Linked DNA regions of Homo sapiens: region 2 is linked to region 1. The links are chromatin loops, found by intact Hi-C in ENCODE. Cell type or tissue: mammary epithelial cell. All regions are shown on one strand. Each heading gives the region's core, and the rest is flanking DNA. Links, peaks and the distances in the headings are about the cores only. Region 1 overlaps ACAN (aggrecan). Region 2 has its middle 47 kb from the start of ACAN.

Region 1 (15,146 bases), core at 1-8,000:
GGTCACAGGGTGCATGGGGTCGATGAAATAGCAGGGGATGGTGAGGGAGGTCCCCAGGAGGACCCTCAGCGGGGACGGTTGGGGGATGCTGACACTCAGCGAGTTGTCATGGTCTGTGTGGGAGAGGTGGGGTAGAAGAGAGACCTGTTAGTGCCTAGAGAGGACCACCCCGCCTCCCCATCCATCCTTCCAGCAATGCACTCTCCTGAGAGAGCGAAATCCGATGAGTGTGTCTGTCTCTATGATGGGGATGCTCCCGTGTCATGTGGGAATTCCCAGAAAGGCTTGCCACGCCCTTTCCAGAGCAGTGTTCCTCAAGACCCCTGGCCTCTGCATCTCGAGACAGAAACTATGGAGCTAGAAAAGGATTCCAGAGGAGGGAGGGGAGACGTCAGAGTCAGGACCAACTCCCTGTTTCTCAAACTGGGGTACTGCAGTGGGCACCAAAGCGTGGAATAAAACAGGACCCATCTCCTTGGAGTGACAGCTTAACTCAAAGATTTTGGGAAAAATTATGTTGGGGTAGAAAAGTAATCTACACAATTTTAAAGCTGAGACAGAAAACTTCTAAGATGTGTCCCATTTGGGGAGGTCTGCTTTTGGGTGCGAGCCTGATTTTGCCACCGGGACAAGTCACTCTCTTCTGCTGTTTGGGAGTCAGGGGACTCAGGTGGAGAAGCATCCGAGAAGATCAGACCTTTTGGTGTGCAAACAGTCAGATGCAGGAGAGGCGATGGGATAGGATCAGACTCCAAACATGTTAATATAATGGAGAGTGTCAATAGAGGAGGTGCAACAAGCTTACCAAATCTTGTTAGAAACAAAAGATCTGCTGGGAATGGGGAAAAAAAAAAAAGAAAAAAAACAGCTTTCCAAAAAAAAAAAAAAAGCACCTTTCATGGAGACTCATACATTTATGAAACCTGTTCTTTCATGGGGGCCTACAGGTTGAAATAAAAAATGTTTCAGATATTTGTGGGTTGTAGATACATCACAGGGCAAGGGGAGGGGAGCGAGGAATGCTTAGAGTCCAGGCCTTAACCTTCTGATGTCCTGGGCAGTCCCACTGGCCCCTTCCACAGGCATCTTCCTCCGAGTGCTGGGCCCTCGCACCCTGGACATGGCTTGGTTTTAGCAGTAGTGGTTCTCAGGGGAGAGCTGAAAGGGACTGTCGTGCCCAGCTCAGCAGTTTTTAAAGCCCCACTCAAACCTAATGAACTGGTTTCCCTGTGTGGGCGGACCACCCCTGGGTACAGCCAGGGGCTGCATGGCTGTGGGTCTCCCAGCAACAGTACAAATGAAGGCCCTTGTCCCATATGTCTACAGATGCAAAAGTTGTAAATCAGGCCAACAGATTGTTAAGTTCTATGTCCTATCTTCCTATTTGACAATGGTACCTTTCAAAATGACCTGAAAGCACAGATTTAAATTCAGAATTCTTGGATTACTTGGTGTTTTGCCTTGGGCTGTAGTGGCTGGGTGGGAGCATGGGGAGCTGGGCCGCCTTCTTTTTCCCACACTGACTGCACTGTGAGGGGGTCTCATGTGCTGCTGTGCTTATCTCAGCCCCACAGCCCTGCTCTGCCCACACCCCATACAAACAGCCACTCCTTGGCCCCTCCCTTGGGCCCAGGGTGGCTCCCACCAGGGGTATGGTGTCCCCGTAGGAGGATGGACCCATGCAGGCCCTGGATGTGGCCTGGGCCCACTTGGAGGGGAAATTCTGGGCATCCTGGGACCCCAGAATGTGCTCTAAAGGGGAAGTGCAGATTTGGGCAGACACATTGGCCCTGCTGACTCCCCTTCCTTTGGAGAGGGTTGAGGCTGGAGGATGGCCAGTGGGGGCCTCTAAAATACACAGCCAAGAGCAGAGTCCTCTCTTGTCTGGGCCTGGGGAAGACATACCTTCCCTTCTGGGGTCAAGCCCATCCTGGGGTCAGTGGAAGTTTTGCTCATTTGGTCCAATGCTGGATTAGCAGTAGACCCAGTGCCTTCCACATGCACGAGACCAGGCTGGGGCTTCCCGAGGATGGTTTGCAGAAAAGGCAAAGACCTGTCTGATTCCCTGGGGCTTTTCTCTGGCTGTCTCCCAAGTGACCTTTCTTCTTTGGTGCTCCAGCCGATCCTCCCTCAATGGTCCTTTCTCCACTGGTTTGTCTATGTCCTGCCCCTCCGGCAAGCTCAGTGCGCAGCAGTCCTCACTGAGATCCATGGAGGGAAGGAGGGCACCTGCCGGGAGCTCTCCCTGCCAGCTGTCGGGGCTTGAGGGCAGTCAGGAGCAGTGTTATCTGAGCAAGGCTCCTGCAAGAGTGTGCCCGCGCATGGGTGCTATCCCATCACAGTTATGCATGCATCAACAGGGGAAGGGTGGGGCCAGGAAAAGTCCAGGAAAGGGGAAATTATATCCCTGGGACCAGTAGCACCAGGTTCAGTACCCAGTACTCAAACCCACTACTCATGCCTACTGAATACGTGAAACATGTATAGGAATGTCCTCACCTGAAGTTTCTACAGTGACAGCTGCAGTGATGACCCTCAGAGTCACGAAAACCCAGAGTAAAGTGGTCATAGTTCACCTGGAAGAGGGGAGGCAGAGGCGTTATTTAGACAGTGAAGGCATGGTGAGGTCAAGCAGAGTCATGTGACATATGATGCAAAGTGATAATTCCACACCCAAGGACCTGGAATCATCTCCAGAGAAGGAGGCTGCACGTGGTTTGTGAGATATTTTCTTAAAAAATCCTTCCCTCACAAAACCTTCACAGGTTTCTCAGTTTAATTCCGGGCATTAGGCTAATAAACCTAACCTCCCATCTTTCAGCCAGTGAAGTCTCATCTGAATGAGTTCCTGTGATGGTTAATTGTATGAGTCAACCTGACTGGGCCGGGGCAACCAGACATTTGGCCAAGCATTGTGCTGGGTGTGTCTGTGAGGGTGTTTCTGGATGAGATTGACATTGGAATTGGTAGATTGAATAAAGCAGATGGTCCTCCCTAATGTGGGAGGGTCTAGTCCAATCAGTTGAAGACTGAATAGAGAGAAAAGACTGACCTGTCCTGAGAAAGAGAGAATTCTTTGTGCTGGATGGCCTTTGAGCTAGAACATTGCTTTTTCTTCCCTTTGGACTTGAATTGAAACATCTGCTCTTCCTAGGTCTCAAGCTTACTGACTTTCAAACTGAAACTACTCCAATCATTTCATTTAGGTCTCAAGCCTTCAAACTTGGACTAGAATTACACCACCAGGTCTCCTGGTCTAGCTTACCAACTTATCATGCAGACCTTGGGACTTGCCAGCCTCTATAATTGCATGAACCCATTCCTTATAATAATTCTCTCTCTCTCTGTCTCTCGTGTGTGTGTGTGTGTATGTGTGTGTCTGTGTGCGTATGTGTGTGTCTGTGTGCATGTGTCCTATTGGTTTGTTTCCTTGGAGAACCCTGACTAACACAGTCCTTCAGGCCCAGAGAAGTGATGAGTTGCTCAACATCCCTAATGAAACTTGGGCCTGCCACCAACTTCAAATCCAGAGATCACGTGTGTTTTAGAATGGACTAGCCTCCAAGGTTTCAGGCAAGGTTTAGGGGCCTGGTTCATGTCAGGGAAAAGATGTTCACCTAGAGAGCTCTTGAGGAGGTTATGGGATGAACGGATTAATATTTTAGGAGAGAAATTAGACCTAGGAAGCTGTAGCTCTCCTGCTAGATCAATGACTTCATGTGGATTAGAAAGACAAACCTTCCTTATCGTCATCTGCTGTAAAGCTGTCATAATAAGTACACAGGTCTGTGACAACCGCAGTGTAAAGGTGCACAATTGGAACCCTGACTCCAGCATAGGTGGACCCAAGAAGACCCAAGAGAATGTACAGGAGACCCACCAGAGCAGTGCTCTCAACCTCAGCTGCACACTGAAATCACCTGGGCTTCAGCCTGGACCTCAGGATTTTTAGAGCTTGGAAGGTTCTAAGGTGCAGCCAAGATGGAGCACCGCTGGCCTAGAACACGTGCAGTCCCATTACAGACACCTCCTGTGACCTTCCCTCCACGGTGCATGCCTGGTGATGTTCCCCGAGTTGTTCTGTTGGATGGACTTGCATCAGCACCTACCCTCCCCTTTTGGTTTAAGAAGTGCTTGCATCACAGAGGGAGGGAACCTTGGAGCGGATGGAGGATCTGGGACTAAAGAAAAGATTGGAGATTTCAGCAACTCTCGCCCGTGGCATTCCCAGACTTTTGCTCTATCAGAGTCCAGTGGCCCAGCAGGTGTCGCTCTTGGCTCAGTCACCGCCGGCTGGGGCTGGATGGATTTGGGGATGAGGGGGGCACCCCAGGAGTCCCTAGGCTCAGGAGGGGTGTTGGGAGGGCACTGGTGTTCCCATCCAGGAATGCCAGGGGCAGGGGCAGGGTGGGCCCAGGACTCCGAGTGACCCTTTCTTCCTGTTGATTGAGTGTGTCATCTTTCTACCACCTATGCTACATATACGAGTCACCCCAGAAATGAAAGGGCTGTCTGTGGGTGCTGCTGGGGGTATGGCGTGAATGCATGAGGCACGTCATCCTCACACTGGAGAAAGTCTGGAAAATCCCAAAGTTCTGAGAAGTAGCCCCTGTGTCTCCTTAGGGATTTTTCTACCTAGATGCTGCCTTTTAAAGAAAAGTCTCTGGCTGCAGGCTGTGGCACCATGAGGGGCTCTGGTTCAAGCCCCATGTGACGAGTTGCGGCTGGGAAATAGTTCCCCAGAAGGCAGAGGGCAAAGTGTCTTCTCCACTCTGGGGAGGGGTCTAGACTTTCCGGCTCCTCTCTTCCCAGAGCCTTAGGGATTCGTGTTCAGACACAAGGCCCGCCTGTTCTTCCCTCAGAACACCCTTCATTGGGAGGTTGTGTGTATGTTTTCGGAGCTGTGTTTCTTCCCTCACTCTCTGAACAAGCTGGACATTGTCCGGGGGTGTAGGAGTGCTCTGTGGGGCTTGGACGGCTTGATTTCTCTCCCTGGCCTAAACCAGGAAATGGGAAGGAATGAAAAGAGGTGGGGAGGAGAGTGGGGGTAGGGGGATAGGGGTGGAGTGGGCAGAGAAACTAATTTTATTTCTTTTTTTTTTTTAAAGACAAACTTTGGGATAGAAATATCGCAATAAATATGCTCTTGTGTTTGTGTGTGTTTTCTCAGCTGTAAAGAAAATAGGGAGAAATTCCATTCTGTCTGGCTTCCAAGTGTCTCCAGGACTCACTGAGCCTTTTATGCGAGAAGACTGACTTTGGCAGCCCTGAGTCCCAGCACGGCCCTGTCAACAGGGAGGCCTTTCTCCATGGGAAGCTGAATTAGGTGCTGACAGGGCGACAGCATAGGTGAGGCAGAGGAAGGGGACGGGGAGCCTGAAATGAAGTGGAGAGGGGAGCTTGGGGAGCAGGAAGGGGATGCTGGGTGAAGGCCGGGTGAGAGTCATGTGGTTTGGGTTCATCACCAGGGAATTGACTTTCTCAGAGAGCATTATGTGGAGATTTGGTAGGGGAAAGTGAGGTGCTTTTAGCTTGAGCTGAGGCTATGTGTCTGTGTGAGCATGCGTGCATGTGTCCAGGTTGCAGACAAGGAAACCTTCACCTCCTCATCAGCCAGACTCTACCCCATGGTTGTCTACCTGGCCAAGGTCTTGGCCTGGATTCCATCAAATTATGGGATTGAACAGGCAGCTCACCCACTCTCCCTGAATGCATCTTCCAGCAACATGTGCAGTGGAGACCCCTCCTCGACGTGGGTGGACGCCTACTGCTTAATAATCTAGGACCTGCCCCACGGCTGTTTCAAAGACTGAGTGAGATAATGTGACTGCCATCATCCCTCCTCCAGGCCGGACACTGTTTCTTTGGCTCTGCACCCAGCACAGGCTCTGGCACTCAGCAAGCATCCATCAGTGTAACTTTCCTCCCACCTCCCTGGTTGTCAGGCCTGAGTGAGCCTCTCAGAACTGGGGGATTGGAAGAGAGTTTAGTGGTTGTAGAGAGGCTTCCTGTCCCAGGATGAGGGTTGGACCAGATGACTTTCCATAAATAATAAAACTGCATTCATTTCAAACACAACATTATCATACTACCAAATATTTGGAAAATAGGACAATGGGGAAAAAAATGACCATCATCTACAATCCGAATCCTCATTATTAGTGTTTTGATAGTTTGCCTTCTAGTCATCCAGGCTGGAGTGCAGTGGCATGATCTTGGCTCACTGCAACCTCTGCCTCCCAGGTTCAAGCAATTGTCCTGCCTCAACCATCGAGTAGTTGAGACTACAGGTGTGTGCCACCATACCTGGCTAATTTTTGTATTTTTTGGTAGAGACATGGTTTCACCATGTTGGGCAGGCTGGTCTCGAACTCCTGTCCTCAAGTGATCCACCCACTTTGGCCTCCCAAAGTGCTGGGATTACAGGTGTGAGCCATGGTACCTGGCCATTCTAGTCTTTTTTTTTTTTTTTAAGGTATCTACTTGTGTTTTTCTGTAATTGCAATCTTTTTGCATGCTATTTGTCTTTTCCACATAATACAATGGACCACACAACTTCTTTTTTTTCATTCCTTCACTACTGACGATCATGATGCTTTACAATAATGACCTCCCTGGCATGAATCCTGTATATACAGCTCAGCCAGGTGGTCTTTGGCCTCTGATTGCATGTTAGGTGCTCATTCCATCACAAGGTGGCCCATTCCTTGGCTGAGCAGCTCCAATTGTACTCAAGAACTTTCAAGATTGAGTCAAAATGGCTCAGCCACATTATAATTTACATCCAAGAGTTCCACCATCAGAAGCCACCCAAAACACATCCCCTCCTCTTTCATGGGACTCATGGTGAATCTTCAGAGGTCCAATCTGCTTCCTGCCTGCTGTTCCTCCATGGAGACATTCCTGGCCCCTCCAACCAACGCTTCCTCCTGTGGCGGCCTTCTGGACCTCTCTTTACCCCCTGGAGCCACAGAAGGTCTAAGCTGTGAGAGACCTTAGTGAACATCAAGCCTAACTTCTTCATTTTACAGATGAAGAAACTGAGGCCCAAGGAGGAGGCTGAGTTGCTCAAGGCCATATGGTAGGTTGGAAGTGGAGCCCAAACCAGAACTCAGTGCCAGGGGGCCTGGCCCTCATAATTCCCAGCATTAATGAACTTCACAAGGTAGCTGCTGTGTCTGTCTTGTTCCCCACTGTCTCCCTGGCACCCAATGTAGTGTGTGGCACAAAGAGAGGAAATTGCTGAATGAATGAATGGACAAATGGCAGCCCGTACGTCTTAGAAGTGATCTCCTTCAACCCTAGGCCTTGGGGGGCGGAGGGCTGAGGATGGGACTGGAGGCTCACATGTGATGAGCACCTAGGTGGTGCCCAGCCAAATGAGGTAGACCCCTTCACATTCAGTAAGTCTCAGGTAGAGACACGCTGCTTCCTTGTGATGTGCATGGCTGTATTGATTAATGATAGCGCTTTAGTGCAGCATGTGATTTTGGGAAGGTCACAGGCCATGTGCGGCCCAGAGGAGGAACAATCAGGGTCACCCCTTCCCAGGGCTCCAAGGAGAACCAGTGTTATGCTACAGCCAATTGGCACCAGCCGGCCAGAGTCCATTTTATGCATCTCTTTCAAATTTTGTGTTCGGTGACATCACACTGGTAGTTTGAAACTGGTTATGATGGATATCAGCAGACACTATCAACGAGGTGAGACTTCTTCTTTTTCTTTTTCTTTCTTTTCCTTTTTGAGAGTGGATTTACCAGCATACTACTGGACGTAACTACAGCCATGGGCCACATAACATTTCAGTCAACAACAAACTGTACCTACGATGATGGTCCTGTAAGATTCTAATGGGGCTGACAAACGCCGATCACCTGGTGATCACCTGGTGATGCTGCAGCCGTTGTAGCGTCATAGTGCAATTACTTTATTTATTTTTACAAATTTAGTGTAGCCTAAGTGTACAGTGTCTATAAAGCCTACACCAGTGTACAATAATGCACTAGGCCTTCGCATTCACTCACCACTCAGTCACTCACCCATCCAGAGCAACTTCCAGTCCTGCAAGCTCTGTTCATGGTAAATGCCCTATAGGTGTACCATTGTTTATCTTTTATACAGGATTTTTACTGTATCTTTTATAGGTTTAGATAGGTTTAGATACACAGAGGGAAGTATTTGTGTATACACAAAGGCAAGTATTTGTGTATCTAAACCTATCTACACATACAAAAGGTACAGTAAAAATACAGTATTCAGTACAGTAACATGCTGTATGGGTGTGTCACCTAGGAGCACTAGGTTATACCATATGGCCTAGGAGTGTAGTAGGCTGTACCATCCAGGTTTGTGTAAGTACACTTTAGTGGAGGGGTCTCCACTGCACATGTTGCTGGATGACAAAATTGCCTAAGAATGCATTTCTCAGAACGCATCCCTGTTAAATGTTGCATGACTATAATAGTAAATAAAGAAACGGGCTGGGGAAGGATAATGAGCACTTTTCTTTCCTTTGAATGAAGCCTCATTCTCCATTCATTGTGCTGTCCTCCATGTGTCCCTGGGGACATTGAGGCTGGCCCTAAAACCAAGGCCAGTTTGCCAGCCCTAGGGTATGGTCAGGAAATGTTCATCTCCATGTCACCTCCCCTGGCCCAGCGTGAGTCCACATCAGTGTAGACTCAGCAAATGTTTGCTGGCTACGTGAACGCCCACCCTCCTCTCCCAGATCCTGCAGGCCTCCTCCCTGAAACCTCACCAGGCCTTGGCCCTGGGTTGTATTCCCCCCAGCTATGACTTTCTACACACTGTTTAGCACCCAATTTTTCTTCTGTTGTTTTATGTGTGCTAACTCTGTCTCATCACGCAGACTGTGACCTCCTAGAGTTTGAAAATCAAGTCTTAAATGAAAACAAAATCCCTTTATGCTAACTCACACAGTACCAGGAATAACACAAAATGGTATTTGACACCTCCTTGTTAGATGAGTAAGTAGACGTTGGGGTTTGGTAGACTGGTAGACCAGTAAGATTTGCCTGCGACCAGGTGGCTCTGTGTCCCTGACTTAAGTCCTAGAAGATGGATTCGAAAGGACCAAGGTGCCCCATTCCTGTAGTCACCAGTCACCAGCACATCACTTATTTGCAGCCTAATCTCCCAATAGCACCTTTTCTCTTGTCACTCGCTCATGAACAAGATCATCCTGATAGCTGTGCATAAACGCAGTAGCATATGCACTCGAGGCTGGGATTTCAAACCCAGCATAGGGAAAAGGCCAGGGACCCTACACCAAGAGCATATCTGGCCAGAGTCACCCCAACTGCAGCTGTTAACTTCCCACATATTCTAAACAGACGTGGTGGGATGGTATAGAAACGGGAAGCCAGGAAGCTGATTTCAGTCCCAGCTCTGTCCTAACTCACCAGGAAACTCATGTAAGGCCTCAGTTTACAGTTTTCCCTTCTGTAAATTGGGATCATCATGCAAGCATCACCCCCAGGGAAATTGTGAAGGTAATTTTTGTAGCTGCCAATACTCTTTTGATATTTCCTCCTCTTTCTCTTCTCCCCACCTTCTTCAACACCTTGTCTTTTTCCGTATCTTTGATTTCCTTTTTCCAAATTTGTTACTTGCTCTGTCATCACTGAAGCATCTTAAATCAAATTCCATGTGTTTTTCTCCATTCCGGGCAAGTGTGTAGGTCCTGTGAAACAGACAGTTGGCAGCAGGGTGGGGAGTGCTGGAGATAAACCCTTCAAGGCCATACTTTTGTCTAGGATTGGCCTTGAGCAGCTCTGTGCTAAGACAGAGGGGCCCAGTGAAGGGAAAGAAAGGTTTTTCCTTGGAGTTGCTTCTAGCCTAGTGAGTGCAGACAAACCTGTATCCAGAGATAGCAGACATGAGTGAGTCGGCTCTGGGTCCTAACCTTGGCCCTGACTAAAATGGCTGCCTGACCCGGAGCCTCGGATTTTCCATCTCTGAAATGGGGGCAGGTGGGAGAATTAACTCTGGAGTTCCCTGAGATTCCAAATGCCAGCTCCACGCAGTGCAGAGAAGAGTTCCACCTTTTTAACTTCTGGGAACAGAAGGAACTGCATCTCCACCCTCTCAGCCTCCCTCATGGCCAGGGACCTGCTCATTGCTTGCTGTTCTGCTGCAACATCCAGGGCAATGCACAAGGGTTTCGCTTGCCTATTGAGCACATTCTCTGGGAAGGTCCAGCCTATTCAGAAAGATGCCCCCATGCCCTCACTGTGCTAGGGACGAAAAGGCAGAAAGGAGAGTTGTGAGGTTGGGAGGGTGGTGCACACATCTAACAGAAGTGAGGGGAGGCTCTCTGGGGAGCAAAAAAAAAGGCTCGGGTAGTGGAGCTGCGAGAAAAGAAAATAAGAAACCGAGAAATGACACCACGGAGAGTGTCATACCTGCAGGTTATACTTGTTACCTGACTGCCGATGTGGCATGGGTCTTATCCCCTGGCAGTGCCCTATTTGAATCTGGGGCTAGGGTCTGGCCCTGTCCTTTCACTCCCTTCTTTTGCTCACACAGTTCCATTCCTTCAAAAAACACCCTCTCTTTAGCTCTATGTCTGACCTATTCCCACCTTCCTTGAGGCCCCATGCAAATGCCACCGCCTGGAAACCTCCCCCAGCCTGAAACGCTCTCCTGTCTGCCTGTGTCCTTTGTCATTTCTTGTTGTTATGACCAACTTATTAGCAGACTCATCTTGGCTTGTGGCTTCTTTCCCACTTTTGTTTCAAACTACTAGGCCAACCACTTAAGGGATGTGTGCATGGGTGGGTGCGATGGCCAGGGTGGGAGCAGGCCCTGGTGCAACAGAAAGAGCATGATTGGGAGTCAGACAGATGTGGCTGAATCGCAGCTCTGACACTTTCCTGTGAGCATATGACCTTGGCTCAATTATTTAACCTCTCGAGGCTCAATTTCCTTACCTCTAAAGTGCTGATTAGATAGGATCTATCAAATAGCATAGGACGCTGTAGGACTTAAATGAGAGATGCTGAGTTGGCCTCCTTTCTCAAGGTTTGTCTGGCTGGTTCCTCCCTCACTGAGGAGCAAGAACACCTGCATTGTGTATGCCCCTCACTGCATTTCAACTAATATGGATACACCAAGCACCTACTATGGGCACTGAGGTCAGTTTCTGCACAAAGTAGCCACCCAACTAATGGGTGCTAGCCTGATAAAAAGTGCCACTCACATGCAATTTGCATCTATATCGAATTTAAATGATGGTCCAAGTGAATGGGGCACTGAGGTCAGTTTCTGCACAAAGTAGCCACCCAACTAATGGGTGCTAGCCTGATAAGAAACACCACCCACATACAATTTGCATCTGTATCTAATTTAAATGATGCTGTAAGTGAATGGTCATTTGTTCTGCAGTGACAGCAAACAATGGGGCCCCCCACCCCACCAACTATTTTAGCCTAGGGATCATTCCTCTATTCACCCCAGGACTAGGATGTGAGTTCAAATAAAACTGTGGACTGTAAAGGAAGAGCCTAATCTGCCACTGCCGTCTCCACGGCTTGCCACAGAGCTCTTGGAGCTTCTCTGTGGTCAGGGAGGGCAGTCACCCCCTCTCTATCTTCAGGCAACAGTGGGCATTTTATAGCCAGAATCCACTTATGCCATGGCTTCAGGAACAATCTAGGGGCCATCTTTAGGAAGGGCCTGCTGTATGTCAGGAACTCCTCTCTGAGCTGTACATGTGCCGTTTCTTATCCTTAGAACAGTCTTCATAGGAAGGAAGACAATGGCTCAGAGAGGTTAGACAACGTGCCCAAAGTCACACAGATAGTGAGTGGCTGAGTTTGGTTTGGAATCCAGGTCCTGTGGCTACAATGCTATGGTTTTCTCAGCATTTACAGTCCCTTTACGCTCATTAGCTTTACTCATTAATTCCATTATTCAGTCAACAAACACATTTCAAGGGGGAGACAACATACTAGGTAACAAATATAAATCAAGGGGGATATGGGGAATGTTCTCATGGAATTTCAGATCCGGAAAGTTTTAGGGGTTGGTAGATGGGAAAATGCATCACTAATTAGTTCACGAGAGAGGGAAACCCAAATCTCTTCCAGTTCTGCCCAGGAATATGGGCAGAGTGCCTGGAATATGCGCACGGTTGGTGGGATCTTGCCAATGAGTAACACAGGGTCCATTTTGGAGGAGGGGGTTCCCAAGTGGGACTCCTGATCCACTCCTGGACCTTCCATCCACAGGGCAGGGCCCTGCTGGGGCTCTGAGTCCTGGCTTTCCCTGTGTCTCCAGGGGTCCCCTGCAAAGCTGGCTCCTACAGCCCAGCATGGTGGCTCTTCCACAGTGTCCTTCAGGCAAATTTCCCAGGGGCTCCAAAAAAAAAAAAAAAAAAAGAAAAAAAAGGCCACTATACAAATGCCCTGCTCCGTGGCAGGGCTGCAGACAGTCCTGTTAACTTCCTCCAGGGGTTTTCAGGATGAGCTTTTTCAAGAGCTCTAATCAAGTCATTTCTGATTAAATGGGCTATGTCTCAGCCAGCACCTACAAAAGCATGATCATCATCTGCTCAAAAATATCTGGATTCCTACTAGTCAACCTGTGGGTAGTCAGTAGAGCCCCCCGACGTGAGCTGAGTCTCTAACCTTTTCTAAAGTCCCATCCTACCATGAGAGACCGCGTACCTCTGGCAGTTGGAAGAGCTGACCAACTCCTGCTGCTTCCTGTGTTGCTGATCACAGAGGGACAGGGAGAGGGGTGTTTTGAAGCCTCTTCGAAACTTCAGCTTCAGAAATCAGCCCACGGAGCTGTTTCTGCCACTGCCAGTCCGAGGCCAACCTCACTGTCCTGACCAGGAGCCAGGCGGATGCTAGTCAAACAATAAAAACAGAGCTGGCCTTGGTTTGCCGAAGGCCTGTGTGAGCTTTTAGGTGAAGGTTCTGCCTGCTTCTGGAGGTGGGGGTGGGCACAGTAGGAAGTGGAAGGAGCAGGCTGGGGTTTAGGACGTGTAGTACAGAAATACTTGAAAAGATGACATCAATCTCTCCCCTCTCTGGCCTCTCTGTCGTGATTCCCTTCACTCACTGATCTATGTCCCTGCTAGTAATACCTCTTTGACTTGGACCTGTTGGGACAAGAGATACGCTGTTCTTCATCCTCTCTCTGAGGTCCACTTTGGACCCAGTCTCTATGCAGTTTCCTGAATAGCCTCTTCTCAAGCCTCTTGGGAGATAACATGGTACACTAGAAGGTGGGTATCTTAAGAACACAACCTGAATTCATACCTTTGACTCATAATGTACTATCTAGGTGAATCTGGGGAAGTTTCTTGGCACCTTTGGCCAGAATTTTCATAGGTGAGGCCTCTGGAAATTACTTATTTCCAGTTAGGAGAAGAGATACAGAGTGATGATTCCTTGTGGCAACTTACTTGGAACTTCCTCTTATTCCTTCCAAGTCACCCACCAGAAGTCCTCGTGTTCCCTGGGTAGTCTGATCCTGCTGGAGGGGGTGGGAGCAAAAGGGAGCTTGGCCTATGGACTTCATGGCAGAAAAGGATGAATGTTCTTGGAGAAAAATCCAGCTCCTTCCCAGGGCCTGTGAGGCCCCATGTGATCCGCTCCTGCTCCTGCTCAGATCACTATTCCCCAAACCCTCAACCCCGCCACATTCTAGCTGTGCCTTGACCACACGAGCTGATTTTGTCCTAAGGGTTTTGTGCTTGCTCTTTCTTCTTCCAGCACACACTTCTGGATCTTTCCCTCGCTGGCCATTGTCATTCTAGCCTGTTTAAATGTCCCTTCCTTGACCACCCTGCTCCCCTATCCCTCCCTCCCTATCATGTTACCCTGTTAAAGTCTATTTATAGCTTTTTTTTTTTTGACAGAGTCTCGCTCTGTCAGCCAGTCTAGAGTGCAGTGGTGCTGAAGGCCTGTCAGATCTTGGCTCACTGCAACCTCCACCTCCCGGGCTCAAGCAATTCTCCTGCGTCAGCCTCCCAAGTAGCTGGGATTACAGGTGTGTGCCACCATGTCTGGCTAATTTTTGTATTTTTAGTAGAGATGGGGTTTCACCATGCTGGCCAGGCTGTTCTTGAACTCCTGACCTCAGGTAATCCGCTTGACTTGGCTTCCCAAAATGCTGGGATTATAGGCATGAGCCACCACACCTGGCCGATAGCATCATTATTATTTGAAATTATTGTCCTTTTTTGTTTGTTCACTGTCTGTTTCAGCTACTTGAATATACACCCCATGAGGGCAGGGAGTTTTTTTGGTTTTTCTCACTGCTGTATTTCCGGTGCCTAGAACAGTGCTTGGCACATAGTAGGTGCTCAACAAGTATTTGTTGAATGAATGAATTCTCTTAATCACTAGGCAATGTCCCTTTGTATTAGGTTTGGAAGTAGAAGGAGTGTTAATCTTTTTGTTGTTGTTGTTGTTTTTTTTTTTGAGACGGAGTCTCGCTCTGTCACCCGGGAGTGCAGTGGCGCAATCTTGGCTTACTGCAAGCTCCGCCTCCTGGGTTCACGCCATTCTCCTGCCTCAGCCTCCTGAGTAGCTGGGACTACAGGTGCCCGCCACCACGCCTGGCTAATTTTTTGTATTTTTAGTAGAGACGGGGTTTCACTGTGTTAGCCAGGATGGTCTTGATCTCCTGATCTCGTGGTCTGCCTGCCTCGGCCTCCCAAAGTGTTGGGATTACAGGCGTGAGCCACTGCGCCCGGCCAGGACTGTTAATCTTAAGACCGATCATAACTGTTGAGTGTCACCTGATCTCACAGTCTTCCTGCCTCAGCCTTAGAACACATAAGAAGCCCCAGGAGGGAGGGTAGCTCTGAGTAGAGCTGTCAGGGGTAGCCGGGAGTGCACACACGGCCCATGGAAATATCCATTCTCACTCCTTTTCTGCTAAAAGAGGTGCAAGAGTGGAGAAGGATGGGCCTGGGCCACCAAGCAGGGAGTAGTAGGTGACCCCAGAGACATCTAGGGACAAAAACAGAACTCAGAGCTGAGCTGTGTGCTGAATGAAGGCTGCATCTCCAAGAGGCTGGGAGTGATGCTGAGTCCAGGTACCGGAAAGGAAGGCCAGTGGTGCTTCCTAAGGATGGGGTGGCTGCAGCCGTGGATGGCCCCAAAGCA
Region 2 (16,497 bases), core at 5,697-13,696, 80 kb after region 1:
AGTCATTATTTTCTCCCTTGCAATAATAAACAATCTATGAGGACATACCTTAATATTATGTAAATATCTTGTCTTCATCAAAATTTCCTCCTGGATTTAGCATCCACTGATGCTCCTTGTCTGATCCGATCTTTACTGTGATAGTTGCAAAATGATGATTTTGCAATTCCAATGATGATGAAAATGATGATTTTACCATTCCAGTTTCCCTCAGTATTGTACATAACCAACTCTTCCTGTCTCCTGTTTATTTATTCATCTATTTATTATTACTATGGACTCATGAGTTCTTATTTTTTCAATTGTTTATAACTCATTGCTGCACTTAATTATTTTGGTGCTTATATTGCCCTAGTTTTCATCAGTAAGCATCCCTTCAAGCTGGGGCCCACATCCTTATGATGTTCCCATCATTTCTTTCAGCACTTACTTTCTAGCATAACAAAATGTTCCAGGCTTATTTTGTACCAACTCTTCCTAAAACTAATAATTTTTTTGAGGAGACTTGGTTCCTTTTAGTGGAGACATTAGACTCCACTAAAAGGACATATAGACTAAAGGGACATAAGATATTAGAGACTAAGATATGGGCAGGAGTAATAATACTACTATTGGAGTGGCTTTGCTTCTTGGAATTGTGGTGGATTTAAAACACTGATATACATTAATGGTTTTATAAAAATACAACATAGGGCCGGGCGCCGTGGCTCAAGCCTGTAATCCCAGCACTTTGGAAGGCTAAGATGCGTGGATCACTTGAGGTCAGGTATTTGAGACCAGCCTGGCCAACATGGCGAAACCCTGTCTCTACTAATAATACAAAAAAAAAAAAAGTTAGCTGGGCGCTGTGGCACGTGCCTGTAGTCCCAGCTACTCGGGAGGCTGAGGCAGGAGAATAGCTTGAACCCGGGGGTTGGAGGTTGCAGTGAACTGAGATCATGCCACTGCACTCCAGCTTGGGTGACAGAGTGAAACTGTGTCTCAAGGAAAAAAAAAGAACATTGTAGAATGGTGCTATTTGCAAGAGAATGATGGGATTTATAAAACCATATTATTTCATAGTGCACAGTTGTTCTGTGCTGGGATATTGAAGCTGAGTAAAGGTTGTTCTCTTCTATCCATCCTGGCAGTAGGAATCTGTGACTGTAGGAAGGGCTCACTGGGGAGAATTTCAAGAGTGTGAGTTTGAAGCACTTTGTGAATGCAAAGTCTAAGGCAAATACCCTTCTGTGCTGCACCCCTTTGCCCAATTCCAGCACTACCTGTTAACAGGCTAGCATTTGAATAGCATTGGTTACAAAAGTACTTCTACTGCAGATGCCTCATATTGTTCAAGAACAAGCTGCCCCCATAACCTTGTTGCCTTGACCTGGAGCTGACCAGAGACAGAGAGGCTGACCTTCTGCTAGGCACCTCAGTCCATCTCACCTCCAACAATGTATCTTTCTCTGGCTCCTTTGCAATTCCCTTTTTTTCTGTAAACAGTTGTAAAACATGTTGTTCCTCCTGGCCGGGTACGGTGGCTCATGCTGTAATCCCAGTATTTTGGGAGGCCGAGGCGTGTGTATCACCTGAGTCAGGAGTTTGAGACCAGCCTGGCCAGCATGGCAAAACTCCCGTCTCTGCTAAAAATACAAAAATTAGCAGGGTGTGGAGGTGAGTGCCTACTACTTCGGAAGCTGAGGTGGGAGAATCGCTTGAACCCAGTGGGCAGAGAGGTTTCAGTGAGCCGAGATTGCACCATTGCACTCCAGCCTGGGCAACAGAATGAGATTCCGTCTCAAAAAACAAACAAACAAAAATCCGTGTTGTCCCTCTTGAGCTAAGCTAAGGTTCTCTGGTGTTCAGTGAACACCAGAGAAGAGCTCAGATTGCCTTTGATGTCAAAGATGACCTAGGTCTTGTGTTTTGAGAAAAAACATAAATGTTTAATATTATTATTATAGCCTATCCCATTTTTAACATTGTGGTCTCACTCTCTGACTCTCAGTGCCCTGGGCCGCTGAGCTGCAAGTCTTCTGTAGCTTACCCAAGGGGAAGTGGGGTTACTGTACCCCAGGCCACCCTGCAGCCTCGCCCTACTGGAAGAGGTTGGATATTGGGCCTGAGGAGCTCAGGAAGAAGGGACTTAAGCAGCCTCTTATAAGAAACATCTTCAGTTCAATCTAACAAGGCTTTATTGAGCTGTACTCCAGTGCAAGGGCCCATTCTGGGTGCGGTGGGGAGGCAAGGTTAGGTCCAATGCCTGCCTTAAGAAGCCTTCAGTTTAGTGGAGAAACAGATTCAACCATCTGGAATCTGATAGGCTGTGGCTTCTGCTTTTAGGAGAGAGAACAATTGCTATGTAAATCCAAAGATGTGAGAAGTTCCACCAACTCCTGGAGGGGGTGGCATGACAGCAGGGTCCTGAAGGGCTGAGAATGAGGATGAGGTGAGGGGAAGTTGGAGGCAAGCAAGCCTTGCTTCCACAGACCTGGCTTCCCTTCTAAAGTCACCCTGGCTGGCTTTGGCTGAGGCTGCAAAGGCTGACGTTAAATGGAGAGTACATGGGATAGGGAAGCCAGATGGCTCTGGGAACAGGAACCCTCTCCTTTGTGGGTCCTTGCTGGTACCTGGGATGGGGACTAGGTTCCAGTGTGTCCACTGCCCAAGGCAGTGTCCTTGGGGGTAAACCTGAGGCCAAAGTCGGGAGCTTCAGAGAACAGCTGCCACCACTAACCTCTGTAAGGCAGATATCAGGAGAGACTATGACAAGAATGCACTGAGGTGGGATCTGGACAGCAAGGACATTCCCACTGTATACAAAGCCAGACAACCCAGGAAAGGGAATAATCGATCAGTCTGAAAACAGGAGCTGCTTTCATTTAAAACAACTTGTTGTTACTCCTGGGCTTTATAACTTAAATCATAATTTGCCTTTAGAACATGAGGAAAGAATAGAAAATTAAGTTCAGGAAGAAAAGCTAAAGAACTTGGCTTATTTAACAGGGAGAAACAGAAGCTCAAATGCCACTGAGCCACCAGTTCTTAAAAATTTGTGTCACTGGCTGGGCGCGGTGGCTCACACCTGTAATCCCAGCACTTTGGGAGGCCGAGGTGGGTGGATCATGAGGTCAGGAGATCAAGACCATCCTGGCTAACACAGTGAAACCCTGTCTCTACTAAAAATACAAAAAAAAAATTAGCCGGGCATGGTAGCGGACGCCTGTAGTCCCAGCTACTCGGGAGGCCGAGACAGGAGAATGGCTTGAACCCGGGAGGCGGAGCTTGCAGTGAGCCGAGATGGTGCCACTGCACTGCAGCCTGGGCGACAGAGCGCGACTCCATCTCAAAAAAAAAAAAAAAATGTGTCACCTAGAGTTACAAGCATCAAAGCAATGCTCCTATATGTCACAGATATGCCTTAATTAAATTCATTACATAGTGGTGCACTAAATAATCCAAAGAGCTCCTCCAGTTGTGGTAATAGTGAGGAAGGAGAAACACAGAAGTCCCATGTATCTGAGGATCACAACTGAAGGCATGCTATTGGGGTCAATCGTAAGCCATTGGGAAAGCCATCTTATTCTTATTCTGTTTAAATGACTGGCTACATTTATAGACCTTCTTATTCCCTCTGCAAAACATATTGACGGAGGTCCTAGCAATCTGAAATGCTCTCAGCTACTGTCTAGAACGCCTGTCTACTTCTGCTGTCATCTATTGAGTTTTCTTGTTGTTCTTGTTGTTGAACAAGAGTCAATTGTGGTCATTTCCCAAATTTATTTATGCCAGTCATACTTATTGTAATGAAATAATTTAAACAAACATTATATGATACAATGAAATACAAATAAGAAAGTAAATACAGTTGTTTCTGAAAATTAAATTGATTGCTTTGGGGAAAACACAGTAAAGGCAAGTCACTAAAGAAAAATTTAAAAAAATGAAAACAACTTCTTGTCTTCGGTCTGGTTTAAGAGCAGGTCTGTCTGGGACCAGATTCTGCGAATACAAATCTGTTTCTTCCTAGCCATGCTCTCACTTCAGAACCTCTGCACCTGCTAGATCTGCTTCTTGGATCCCCCTTCCACTGAATACATGCATGCCTCACTCTTTCACTCTCCAGAAGTCCTTGCTCATCTGTTACCTTCTCAGTGGGGCCTTCTCTGACCTCCTCATGTAAAACTGCAGCCCTTTCCACAAGCTGGCATTTCCTCTCCTTTCCTCTATTTTCCTCCATTGCACTACTGACACTTGACATGCTACATATTTTACTTACTCGTTTTGTGAACTATTGGTCTTCCTCTTCCTTCTCCTGCTATACACAGTAGAATGTAAGCTCCATGAGGGCAGAAATACTTGTCTGTTTTGTCCACCACTGTATGCCTAGTGCCTAGATCACTATTTGGCCCATAATAGGTCCTCAATAAATAGTTGTTGATAGACCCAGTACCTTTTTCAGCGAAAGGACCAGGCTGGCCTGTCAGCTCTGCATTCAGCAGTAGCTTCTGGGTGACAGTGTGATCTGTCTCCTAAGGCCCTTCACCCCAGCAACCTTGGTGAAGGGTCTTAGGAGAAAACACAGAAGAAAGGCTCTTTCCTGGTGGTTGATGCTCAACACTCAGGAGATTTCCACCTTGGGCAGTGAGAGCTGTTTGCAAATAAATATGTGCTCTGAGGCATCCCTAATCCTCCATGGCTGATGGTGAGTGTGGGAGCTTGGGCTGGTGCTGTGCTTCTTGTCACAGACATTCTCCCAAGTGGGCTCTGTCTCCTGCAGAACATGGGCCCTGGAGGTCTTGGCATGGTGGTGGTGGGCACCTGGACGTGGATGAATGCAGGGAGGCATGAGGTTGGCTGAGGGACCTACACTAGGTGAGGCCCATGGGCAGTAATGAATTGGTTTGGGTGGAGAACATGGAGGAGCAAGCTAGGGCCAGCTAAGTGAGAAGTGTGCTGAGTCCCGTGGTTAGGACTTAAAAAACCTGTTGCAACTTTTTCACCACAAGGAAAGACAATCATGATCATTTGGAAGGGAGGGCATTTGAATTCCCACTTTATATCTGTGATATATTCTAGTCCTTTCTGGACCTCTTGCATGCACTATGCAGTACCAAGTGATTTCTATCTTGAGTTCCCCAATTGTTTGATGTGTCTTGGTAATGATAGTAATAATAATAATAATAATAATTTCTTTCAGTTTTATAGCATGCTAAAGTCTCATACAATTCCTTTATATGCCTTTCATTTAATACACCCTACAACCAGTGAGTTAGTGCCATGTGCATTCTACAGATGAAGGACCCTGAAGCTTAGACCATTTGAGAGACCTGGGCAAAGTCTCTCAGCTGGTAAGTGGGGGAGCTGAACTTGAGACCAGACGTCGTGACCTTATGCATCCTGGGTTCTGTCCATTATAGCACAGTTATCTCCTGCTTGGGTTGAGAGTTACTTAAAAACAGGATCATATTTCATGCTTTCAAAATCCTGTTGTTCAAAATAATTAGTACAAATTTCAGTTCACAAAATCCAGTGTACAAAAAAAATGTTACTTTATCTTATGGTGACTTACCTCTGCTCCAAGTCCTGTTTCCATTGCACGGTGGGAAATATTAATATCTCAGTCAACCCATCGTTCCTCCTTCTTTCTCCTAGAGTTGTGCCAAGGGGTTGGGGCTGGGGCTGTGGGTTACTCCTATACCATTCTTGTCTCCATAGGAGAGGGTCCTTCAGGTTGGATAACTCTCCTTGTCCTCCAGGGCCACCCTTGCACACACGGGTGCCTCCCTGCTCTGCTGGGACATGGGAGCTTAGTGAAGGTGCTTAGGCCTGTCTTCTGCCTGGATACCCCACTCAGACATCTCTACCTGGGCTTGTTGCCATCTCCTCATTACTCTCAGATCTCAGATTTTATGAACCTTTTCATTACCTCCATCCTGACCAGAGGTGGGGACAGAAAGAGGCTCCACTTCCCCTGGACACACCAGCATCTCCACTCTCCGGGTCTCTTACCCATAATCAGGGGCCTCTTGTCTGGCCTCTGGGCTCCAAGCCTGTTCTTTCACTGCACATTCTTTGCAAACCTTTGCTAAAGTCTTCTCATTACCTCTAGGGCTTCAACTCAGAAGCCAGGAGAAGTCTCATTTTTTTTTTCTGTCATTCTGCCTCATTACCCCTCCTCTGAGGCAAAAGATGCCACATGCCAGATCTGCTGGAATGCAGAAAGGGCCACAGGATACACAACAAAACCCAAGTTAACATTTCAAAATAATCATCTCAGCACAGTGGTGATATGTTCATCCCATAGTAGATGCCCAAAAATTCCTTGATCTTATCGAGGACAAATAGCTCCAGCATGCATTGGATAAACCAGGCTGGAGGCAAAAAGTGTGGGTTTGAATCCTGGCTCCACCACTTACTCGCTGTGTGACATTGTACAAGTTACCTGCCCTTTCTGTGCTTCACCTTCCTTATGTGTGAAATGGATATAGTAACAACTTCAGAGAGTTGTTATGAGGGCTAAACAAAAAAGATATGGAAAGCACAGGGAGCAGCACATGGCACATAATAAATTCTCAATACACATTAAGCATTATTTTATTTATTTATTTATTTATTTATTTATTTTGAGATGGAGTTTTGCTCTGTTGCCCAGGCCAGAGTGCAGTGGCACGATCTCGGCTCACTGCAAGCTCCATCTCCTGGGTTCACGCCATTCTCCTGCCTTAGCCTCCCGAGTAGTTGGGACTACAGGCACCCACCACCATGCCTGGCTAATTTTTTATGTGTGTGTGTGTGTGTGTGTGTTTTTAGTAGAGACAGCGTTTCACCATGTTCACGAGGATGGTCTCGATCTCCTGACCTCGTGATCCACCCACCTCGGCCTCCCAAAGTGCTGGGATATTAGTGAGGTCTTTGGGCTCAGATAAAACCTTGGAAATCTACTCAGGAACATGATTAAAAGCTTGGTCAAGGTTTGGGACGATGTCCTGACACTGTCTGGAGTATTGCCTGCTCTGCACTCTGCATTAATCTCTAATGGCGGTCAGCAGGAGATTAAAGCTGCCACTTTTTTTGGTCGTAACAGGCATTGTGGTTTGGCATGGAAAACAAGGTCCCTCTGGGGACATATAACTTCATATTTACCAGCATTTATATGAAAGAAGATGAAGTATTTATAATAAGAAATCAAATTGGTTTGCTAGCCAAATGCATTAACCGTAGAATACCGAATAGAATGAAGATGAACAGAAAGCATCCGTATCCTAGAGCTGGACTATGCCTTGGAGGTGATCTCCTCACTTCTTTCTGTTTTGGAGAATCTGAGTCTCCCATGGGGGAAGGGGAGGAGCATGCCCAGCATTACCCTGGTGGTCAGCAGAACTGGATCTAGAACCAGGTGATCTCTTTCTAAAGATCACATGGTCTAAGCTTCAGGGTCCTTCATCCATAAAATCGGCACATGGTACTAACTCCCAGTTATGGTTCTGCCTTCTACTGGCCACGCTGGTTCTCCAGAACACATCAGCAAAGGCATGCCCTCTTCTTGGGTATGCCATTTCTTCTGAATCTCTTGGTGCTTCCTTCTTCTGACAAACTAGGTGTGAAGAAACTCCAAGGCCTAGTAATGTTCCTCACTCTCTCAGAGCCTATGCCAGTCTCAGCAGAACACAGTGACCGTGGACCCTGGGGCAACTCACTCAACTTCTCTAAGCATTAAATCATTTCCTTTTTGAAAATGCATAATGCAACCTGACCTGCTGACTTCAAAGTGTAGTGAGGATCAGAATGTGATAATGTATGCCAAAGTGTCTGGCATTTAAATGGACCTAAATAAGAAGCAGAATGGTTTGAACCCTCCCTCCGATAGTTTGTCTCTGCCATGCATTTGAGACTGTAGCAATCAATATATACCAGGACAGCTGGAGCCTGTTATAACAGCCTTGAGGACATATATCTGGGACACCCAAATCACTAAATCCACAGTTTCTGCCTTTGTTGGAAGAGCAATTGATGGCTGTAACCAAACAAAGATCACGCTTTGGGGGCCTCTGCACAACTCTGCCTTCCAGAGTGTTCCTGCCCAATTGCGTGCTTCAATATCAGTGTCTCTTAACTGGTGACCACGAAACGAGGGATGGATCCTATCCAGAAGGTTTCTAGTTAGTCTCTTTGGAAGTGGGCCCTGGCTCCTTGTTTCTAAAGATCTATGTGCTATTTTTGAATACCTCTTCTTGGTCCCCTCAGGCCCACAAGGCCAGCACTCTCAAAGAGAACTTCAAGCTGCAACTGCCTCTCTCTCCATTAGACTGACCTCCAAATTGTATTTCAGTTTCTTGTTTAGAGTTTGGGGCTATGAAATTACAGCATGGTAGTAGGTTCAAGCATTTCCTCAAGGGTAACCTTGAAGTCCCCCGAACTTCTGAGTCTAAGGTGTCACTATAGAGAGAGTGATGCTGGTTATAACTGGGGGCTCGTTGTGGGTGTAGGTATTGGCACTCATTAAAAAAGGCGTTAAAAACACAGAAGTAACAGATGCCCTGTGATGGTTAATATTGAGTGTCAACGTGGTTGGATTGAAGGATGCAAAGTATTGTTTCTGGGTGTGTCTGTGAGGGTGTTGCCAAAGGAGATTAACATTTGAGTCAGTGGACTGGGAGAGGCAGACCCACCCTCAATCTGGTTGGGCATCATTTAATCAGCTGCTAGCAAGGCTAGGATAAAAGCAGGCAGAGGACCATGGAAAGACTAGACTGGCTGAGTCTTCCAGCCTTCATCTTTCTCCTGTGCTGGATGCTTTCTGCCCTCAAACATTAGACTCCAAGCTCTTCGGCTTTTGGACTCTTTGACCTATACCAGTGGTTTGCCCGGAGCCCTTGGGCCTTCCGCCACAGACTGAAGGCTGCACTGTCAGCTTCCCTACTTTTGAGGTTTTGGGACTCGGACTGGCTTCCTTGCTCCTCAGCTTGCAGATGGCCTATTGTGGGACTTCACCTTGTAATAATGCGAGTCAATACTCAATAAACCCCCTTTCATATATACATCTATCCTATTAGCCCTGTCTCTCTAGAGAACCTTGACTAATACATGTTCATTATGAGAATCTTGAAAAATACAGGAAAGGACAAAGCCGAAAAGTAGAAATCATCCATAGTCTCACACAGATCATCACTTTCTTATATTTTCTTAGAGTTCCTTTATGTTTAAAGCATGTGATATGGTTTGGATCTGTGTCCCTGCCCAAATCTCATGCTGAATTGTAATCCCCAGTGTTGGAGGTGGGGCCTGGTAGGAGGTGGTTGGATCATGGGGGTGGTCCTTCATGAATGGTTTAGCACCATCTCTTGGTACTGTTCTCCTAATAGTGAGTGAGTTATTGTAAGATCTGGCTGTTTAAAAGTGTGTAGCACCGGGCTGGGTAGAGTAGCTCATGCCTGTAATCCCAGCACTTTGGGAGGCCAAGGCAGGTGGATCATGAGGTCAAGAGTTTGAGACCAGCCTGGCCAACATGGTGAAACTCCATCTCTGCTAAGAATACAAAAATTAACTGTGTGTGGTGGCACGTGCCTGTAGTCCCAGCTACTCGGGAGGATGAGTCAGGAGAATTGCTTGAACCCAGGAGGCAGAGGTTGCAGCGAGCCGAGATCACACCACTGCACTCCAGCCTGGGCAATAGAGCAAGACTCTGTCTCTGGAGGGAAAAAAAGTGTGTAGCACCTCCCCTTCTCTCTCTTGCTCCTGCTCCTGCCATGTAAGACGTGTCTGCTCCTCCTTCACCTTCTGCCACGATTGTAAGTTTCCTGAGCCCACCCTAGAAGCTGAGCAAGATGCCAGCATCATGCTTTCTGTACAGCCTATGGAACTGTGAGCCAATTAAACCCCTTTTCTTTATAAATTACCCAGTCTCAGGTATTTCTTTATAGCAATGTAAGAATGGAGTAATGTAGCACATATGTGTATATACATTTTATATATATCAGTAGTGTGCTGTTAAATCAGCTCTTTTTAAAAAGTCCCTGGTTTATAGCACTTGCTGGGATCTGTGTTGTACATACTCTCACCATGGTGAATTTCAGGCAACCAACAGTTTAACAACTGACTTTCAAAATTTCTCAAGAATTAGCAATTGGCTTTTGAGGGCCAGTAAGAATCAGCTCCAAACACCAATGGTTGAGACTGTATGGTCTGTAGCTTTGTGCCCTAGTTTTTTTCATTTAATATTATGTTATAAGCTGTTTTGCAACCATCGTTGTAATAATTGATTCAGGAAAGGATCATCAATGGATGCACTGGGGGAAAGTTGTTGGGGAAAAGATATTCACACCATTTCAAAGTGTCATCCTACAGCTAAGTTGTGAATTTCAACGAGTTAAAAGTGCTTTACATTGGAGAGGTCTGGAAAAAGTCACTTTATGTGAGGGATCCAATATATCATCATGAATAATGGAACAACTTGACATTATGAATGTCTTCATGTAATACAAGAGAAAGAACAAACATTGTCTAGGTGGTCTTTTTGCTAAAAACGTTTAGCCCAAACATAGTTATAAAGAAACAATCAGATACCCAGATTGTGAGACTTTTGGCAAAATGAGCCTGAACTCAAAAAAAAAAAAGACTGGGGACTACTCTAGATTAACGTGACTAAATAGACATGACAACCAAATGCAATACATCATCCTTGAATGGACGCTGGATTTCTTGTTTTAAAAAGGAAAAAGCTACATAAACATTTTGGGGATAACTGGAGGAAGTTGAATATGGACTTCATATTAGATTATATTATTACATCAATATTGATGTCTGGGGTGTGGTATGGTAATACAGTTCATGTAGGCTAAGGTGTTCATTCTTAGGAAATGAGATGTTTGCAGTGCTTAGAGGTGAAGTAACACAGTGTCTGCAGTTTACTTTCAAATGATTCTGCGAAAACAAAACAAAACCCAGCAACAACAGAACATACATTCAAATATCAATGAGAGGGGAGCAAGCAAGCACGTAGCAAATGTTAACAATAAGTGAATCTAGGGGAAGGATATATTGGTATTCATATATATATGATTCAACTTTCCTCTCAGTTTGAGGTTGTTTATTAATACTAAAAAGGGAAATTATTATGATAGTTTTATTTTAAGATATGGTTATTATAATGATGCATATTATTCTACCATAAAAATGTGCTACAAATTATTTAACAAATTATTTATTAGCTATAGATTTATTTAACCGAATCTATTGCTAGATTACAGATTTTTACTTTTATGAACTGTGAACATCCTTGTAATGAAACCTTAGCATGCATTCATAATTGTTTCCTGTGTTAAACTTATTGTGCAGAAAGAAAAGAATTTTTTTTAAATTACAGCTCTGATGAAATGAATTCCTATGCTTTAAACTTTACAAGAGACTAACTTGTCAACTACATGCCAACTTATCAATGTGACAGAAGAAGACAATCACGGCCTTCTTTAGAGGGTTGGGTGAAGAGTAAGGATGCATGTCAGAGAAATTAAGATGTTCTACACAAGGAAATTTGGAGAACTGTGGTTCTGGTGGCACCTTAGAAGTCCTGGGTAGCTTGGAAACAATAATAGGCCCAGATCCTACCCCAGGATAGTTGAATCAGTGTCTCTGAGGGTGAGACTCTGCACTGGTTTACTTTGTAAGCTCCCCAGGGGATCATGAGATGCAGCCAGTGTTGAGAACAGCTGGTGTAGTAGGATTCAGAAAAAAAAAAGATCTGAGAGGTGGGAGGAAGCCAGGGTGATGGGAGGGAGATGAGAGAAGAGGCTAGGCAGCTCTAAAAAGGGGCTGGAGAGAGAAAACAGACATGATTAAGAGGGACTTGAGAATGTTATGTTGGGTGGGATATGATGTGACTTCCTTCTACTTCCCTTAGGGACCTGTAGTAAATTTATAATTACTCTTCAATGCTTTTGTAGTTGGGATTTTTTGGGGGGTGGGGGCGGAGGGGTGCTATTTAGACTTATTTCAAGGTGGGGACTGGTAGAGAGCAGGGGTGGTCTAAGGAGGATTTGGCACCTTCCAGTTACATCAGTTCCCTGTGGGAGGAGGAGTTCACAGGGCTGCACGCAGCAGCATCGTATTCTGTCTTGCTGCCTGCCCTTTGGGGCACAAGTCCACACAGTTGTCTCTGCTGGGTCATTTGCTCTCTTCTGGGCCAACCCATTGTCGAGGTCACAGAATTATAATAATTCTATTATTTTATTGTTAGATTTAAGAGATGCTCATCCCTTGATTTGATTAGAACACACCATGATTTCCAAGGTTATATTGATTCAAAGCCGATAAAGGTAACTTGAACTACAACAGAAATCTCTCTTCAGGAGGGCTCGTTTCAATCTTTTTTTCCCTACTCAAAGGGCATACTTGCTCATTGTGATGTTCTCCACCCTACAGTGTAAAAGGCAGATAGGCTTCACATTCGGAAGATATACCAGGGATTTTTTTTTTCCTGTAACCTCATATTAGAAGTGAAATACCTGGGAATGTTAAGCAGTGATTTGTTTTGATAGTTTTTCACCTTCATTTTTGCATCTGCATCAAAAAACTAAAGAATATCTTCTTTCTCCATAAGTGTCTGCTAAGGCAGTTGCCAAGAGGTAAGAAATAGGGGTTTACCTGTAAGTTCTCTATCTATCTATCTATCTATCTATCTATCTATCTATCTATCTATCATCTATCTATCTATCTCTTTTTTTACCACAATTTCCTTTTTAGGACACCAGCCAAAAATAAGACATGTGAACTTCTTCAATGAAAGCATCACGTGTCTTTTATTTTCTTCCATAAAAAGCTCATGATTCTTTCTTAATAACAACATGTAGATGAAAGCTGAAATGTATGGTTTTTAAAAATAAAAGACCATTTCAGCTAGTGCAACTTAAGAAACAAAATATTGTATTATGTGGTCAACTTAGTCTTCCTTTTCTTTTTCTCTTTGTGACAAGGTCTTGCTCTGTCACCCAGGCTAGAGAGCAGTGGCATGATGGCTCACTGCAGCCTTAATCTCCTGGGCTCAATGATCCTCCTGCCTCAGCCTCCTGAGTAGCTTGGACCATAGGCATGGTCTCAGATTCCTGACCTCATGCAATCCTCCTGCCTTGGCCTCCTAAAGTGCTGGGATTACAAGTGTGAGCCACTGTGCCCAGCCTCAGTCTTCCTTTTCTTGTTTGTTCAGAGATAAAAAGGGAAAGCTGAGATGCATTTTCTACCTTATCAATTCTTAGGCAATTTATCATTTTGTAATTAATTAGAACAAAGATAAAATGCTATTTTAAAAATATATAGAAGATATTTCTACTCTAAAAGGATTTTGAAGGCTGCTTGCGACTAAAATTCATTGAATCTAGGTCAGGGTCACACACTCAAATGCCCACGGGGACTGTGCAAGAAAAACAACTGAGCAAGTTTGACATTAAATGACCTCTGGAACTCTTGGTATTAGAGGTGCAATAGGGAGTGCTGGAGACTGTGGAAAACTGGAAGGGATTAGCTGTGTCTAAAGGGGAAGTCACTTCTCAACTTCAACATAGCATTTTGTTTTGTTTTATTTTAGTAAGAGGCCAGAATTTTGTATTTTTATGTGAAGCCTCTTAATCCATAATTGTTGGTCTATAATTCAATAGTATGTGGGTCAAGAAAAACTAGTTTGGGGCAATGTTTGGTTCTCAGGTTGCCAGTCTGATATACCTTATCGGGTAGGAAAAGTTGAAGTAGAGTTTTGGCAGAAGGGGGCGAATGCACAGGGCATTCTGGAAGAATATCTGGAGGGCTTGTTAAGGGACAGGATGCAAAGGGAAGAAGAGCCTGAAGGCCTGGGAGGACTTAGGATTGTGGAGAGCTTGCTTTGGTGAAAGGTGTGTGTGTGTGTGTGTGTGTGTGTGTGTGTGTGTGTGTGTGTTTGTGTTGGGAGGGGATATGTAGACAGAGCAGGCAGGGAACCAGAGGAAAATGAGTTCAATTTTAACAAATTGCACTTGAGAGGTCATGACTGGGAGTATACAAGAGGAAAGAACAAGGAGGATGTAATTAACCTTGAACTCAATATGTGCCTACAGCATTACGGAGCTGCATGTGATACATGATCAGATTCGGTATCTGCATTATCAAGGAGGCATTTGTCTGTACTCGGTCTTGCTCTCTGCACTCATCAGTGGATTGTGTTCTATTCTGGATATTACTTTTAAAAAATGCTCTTTTCTCTTAAATTACAGAAGCAATATGTGTATCATTGCAGAAAATTAAGAAAATGCTGAAAATTGAAAGAAGGAAAATTGCCTGTAATCCTAGCTCCTATAATAACTATTGATGGCTTCCTATATATCCTTCTAGTCTTTTTTCCTATACATATATACTTAAATACTTCATAAAATTGGAATCATATTATAAATACTACATTACAATCTGCTTTTTCCACTAACATGTCTTGGACATTTTCCCATATCAATAAAATAAAATAATCTGCCACAACTTGATTTTTCATGGTTATTTTAGCATTTATTCCATTTGATGGAAATATCAAAATTTATACCTAATAGGCTACTGTTGGACACATGCTGCTTCTCCATCATAAACGAAGTCATCTCTAATGCTAAATCTTTGCACATATGCTTGGTTATTTTCTTAGGATAAACTCCTAGAAAAGACAATTGTTAGGGATATCAAAGGAAGAAGGCAATAGTGAAAACTTGAAACAAAAAGCAGGATTTACTGTTTGTAAAGTAAGAGAAAATTGTGCTTTGAGACAGTCTTTCTGAACAAAGTTTGGAGGAAGCACGGAATTCAAGGATTAATAGAATTTCAAGAGTGAGAATTAAGGGATTGGCTGACCTTAAATTGAGGAGGTGTGGTTATTAGAGTGCAGCTATTGCTGATTGGATGGCAGAAGCATATAGCTATCTTTGATTGGCTGACTTTCAGAATCATGTGCCATTTATGATTGGCTGATTCAGGAGCATGGATTTCAGTGAGACTGAAGACAAGGTAGCACGTCAGGTTTTAAATCCTTTGTGCTGCTTAGTTGTTACTATGGCTGGAGAACAAATAGCCTTTTCTTAGAAAAGAGGGACTTTTAATTTTCAAGTCAAAGGGCAATATTGCCAAACTGTTGGCACAATATTTGAAGCAATATGTGCACAGACTAAAAGCCTCTGGAAGAGATTGATACTGGTGGGAAGACTGGAGGCCTTGCTATAGGAGGGAAAGTGTGAGGAAGGTGATGGTGACTAGCTTGGAGTAGAGAAGACCAGGGCAGGCATGATCACTGACTACAAAGCCTATCACTACGCAAAGGCACACTGGGCTCTTTTCTTTTCTTGACAGAATCTCGCTCTGTCGCCCAGGCTAGAGTGCAATGGTGCGATCTCTGCTCACTGCAGCTTCCGCTTCCCAGGTTCAAACCATTCTCCTATCTCAGCCTCCCAAGTAGCTGGGATTACAGGCGTGCACCACCATGCATGGCTAATTTTTTGTATTTTTAGTAAAGACGGGGGTTTCACCATGTTGGTCAGGCTGGTCTTGAACTCCTGACCTCAAATGATCTGCCTGCCTTGGCCTCCCAAAGTGCTAGGACTATAGGCGTGAGCCACCACGCCCGACCCAGACTGTGCATTTTTCTAACAGTGGAAGCTCTCCAGCTTTGAAATAGGGGCATCATTAAAGACAGAGTCCTCTGTATTCAAAAAGAGATTTGTCATACAGGTTGGTTAGGAGTCTGGGGTTTGGATTCAGTGGAACTTTGAATCCTCGCTGGGCCACTTGTCATCTCTGTGACCTGGGACAGGTTATGAAAGCTTTCTGAACCTGAATATTTTTCTTATCAAGGGAGAAAAATAACACAATCTCTCTCATTATGCAATCTAGGCATAGCATGGTAAGTCACAATTCTAAAGACTTGGTGTGTTCTTTGCTCGTTGATGACTTGGAATTTCAGTGAATAGTATTGAGAGCACACAGCAATGTGCCAGTTGCTGTGCCCTCCAGGGAATTATAGAGGGACAAAGATGTGATCCCTGTCCACAAGAGGACAATGGAGAGACAAGAGGGAAGGTGCTGCACATAGCACAGAGATGAGGGGGTTGATGGGGGGATTTGCTACAAAGTAAATAAGGGGGCACAAAAATGTATATAAACAAATATATTTGCAAATGAACAACAATAACAGAAAGAAAGAATGAAAGAAAGGAAGAAAGACACAAAAATGCTTACATTTGTTTGGAAAATTTCCTTTTGTTTTCCAATTTTTATGCAATATTAATGCAGCTATGTGAAGAAATTTTATTATCTGGCCACCGCTAAAGAGGACATAGAAAAGAGGAAAGAATGAGGAGGGACAAGGGGACCACATTTGGATTACATTATATTTAAAAATAACTTTATTTTTCAGTACTATTGAGAAACCCATATTTGGTGACATGAGTGGATCTTAAGGATAAATTTAGCATGCTACGATCTGCAAATAACTTTTAATCCGTTAGTTACATCAGTATTTTT

What was found. Peaks named below come from ENCODE experiments on the same cell type or tissue, not always from the same donor. Only the 100,000 strongest peaks of a DNase experiment are listed, where the experiment ranks them.
Region 2: a loop joins it to region 1, with 2.0 times the contacts of the local background. A loop is called at or near these places in 3 of 110 quality-filtered maps.

Annotation. Positions count from the first base shown.
Region 1 is chr15:88,823,630-88,838,775 of GRCh38, reverse strand. ACAN (aggrecan) reads right to left here. Exons shown (of 19, transcript NM_001369268.1): 2 at 2,500-2,576; 3 at 1-113. The coding sequence starts at 2,569. Among named protein-coding and RNA genes, the nearest start is that of ACAN, 28 kb to the right of the region's middle. In mammary epithelial cell, for the core only: a CTCF peak has its summit at 4,258 (motif pointing right); DNase peaks (open chromatin) are centred at 2,895 and 4,505; H3K27ac peaks cover 778 bases.
Region 2 is chr15:88,748,302-88,764,798 of GRCh38, reverse strand. No RefSeq gene overlaps it. Among named protein-coding and RNA genes, the nearest start is that of ACAN, 47 kb to the left of the region's middle. In mammary epithelial cell, for the core only: no CTCF peak of the experiment used is centred there; no DNase peak of the experiment used is centred there; H3K27me3 peaks cover 335 bases.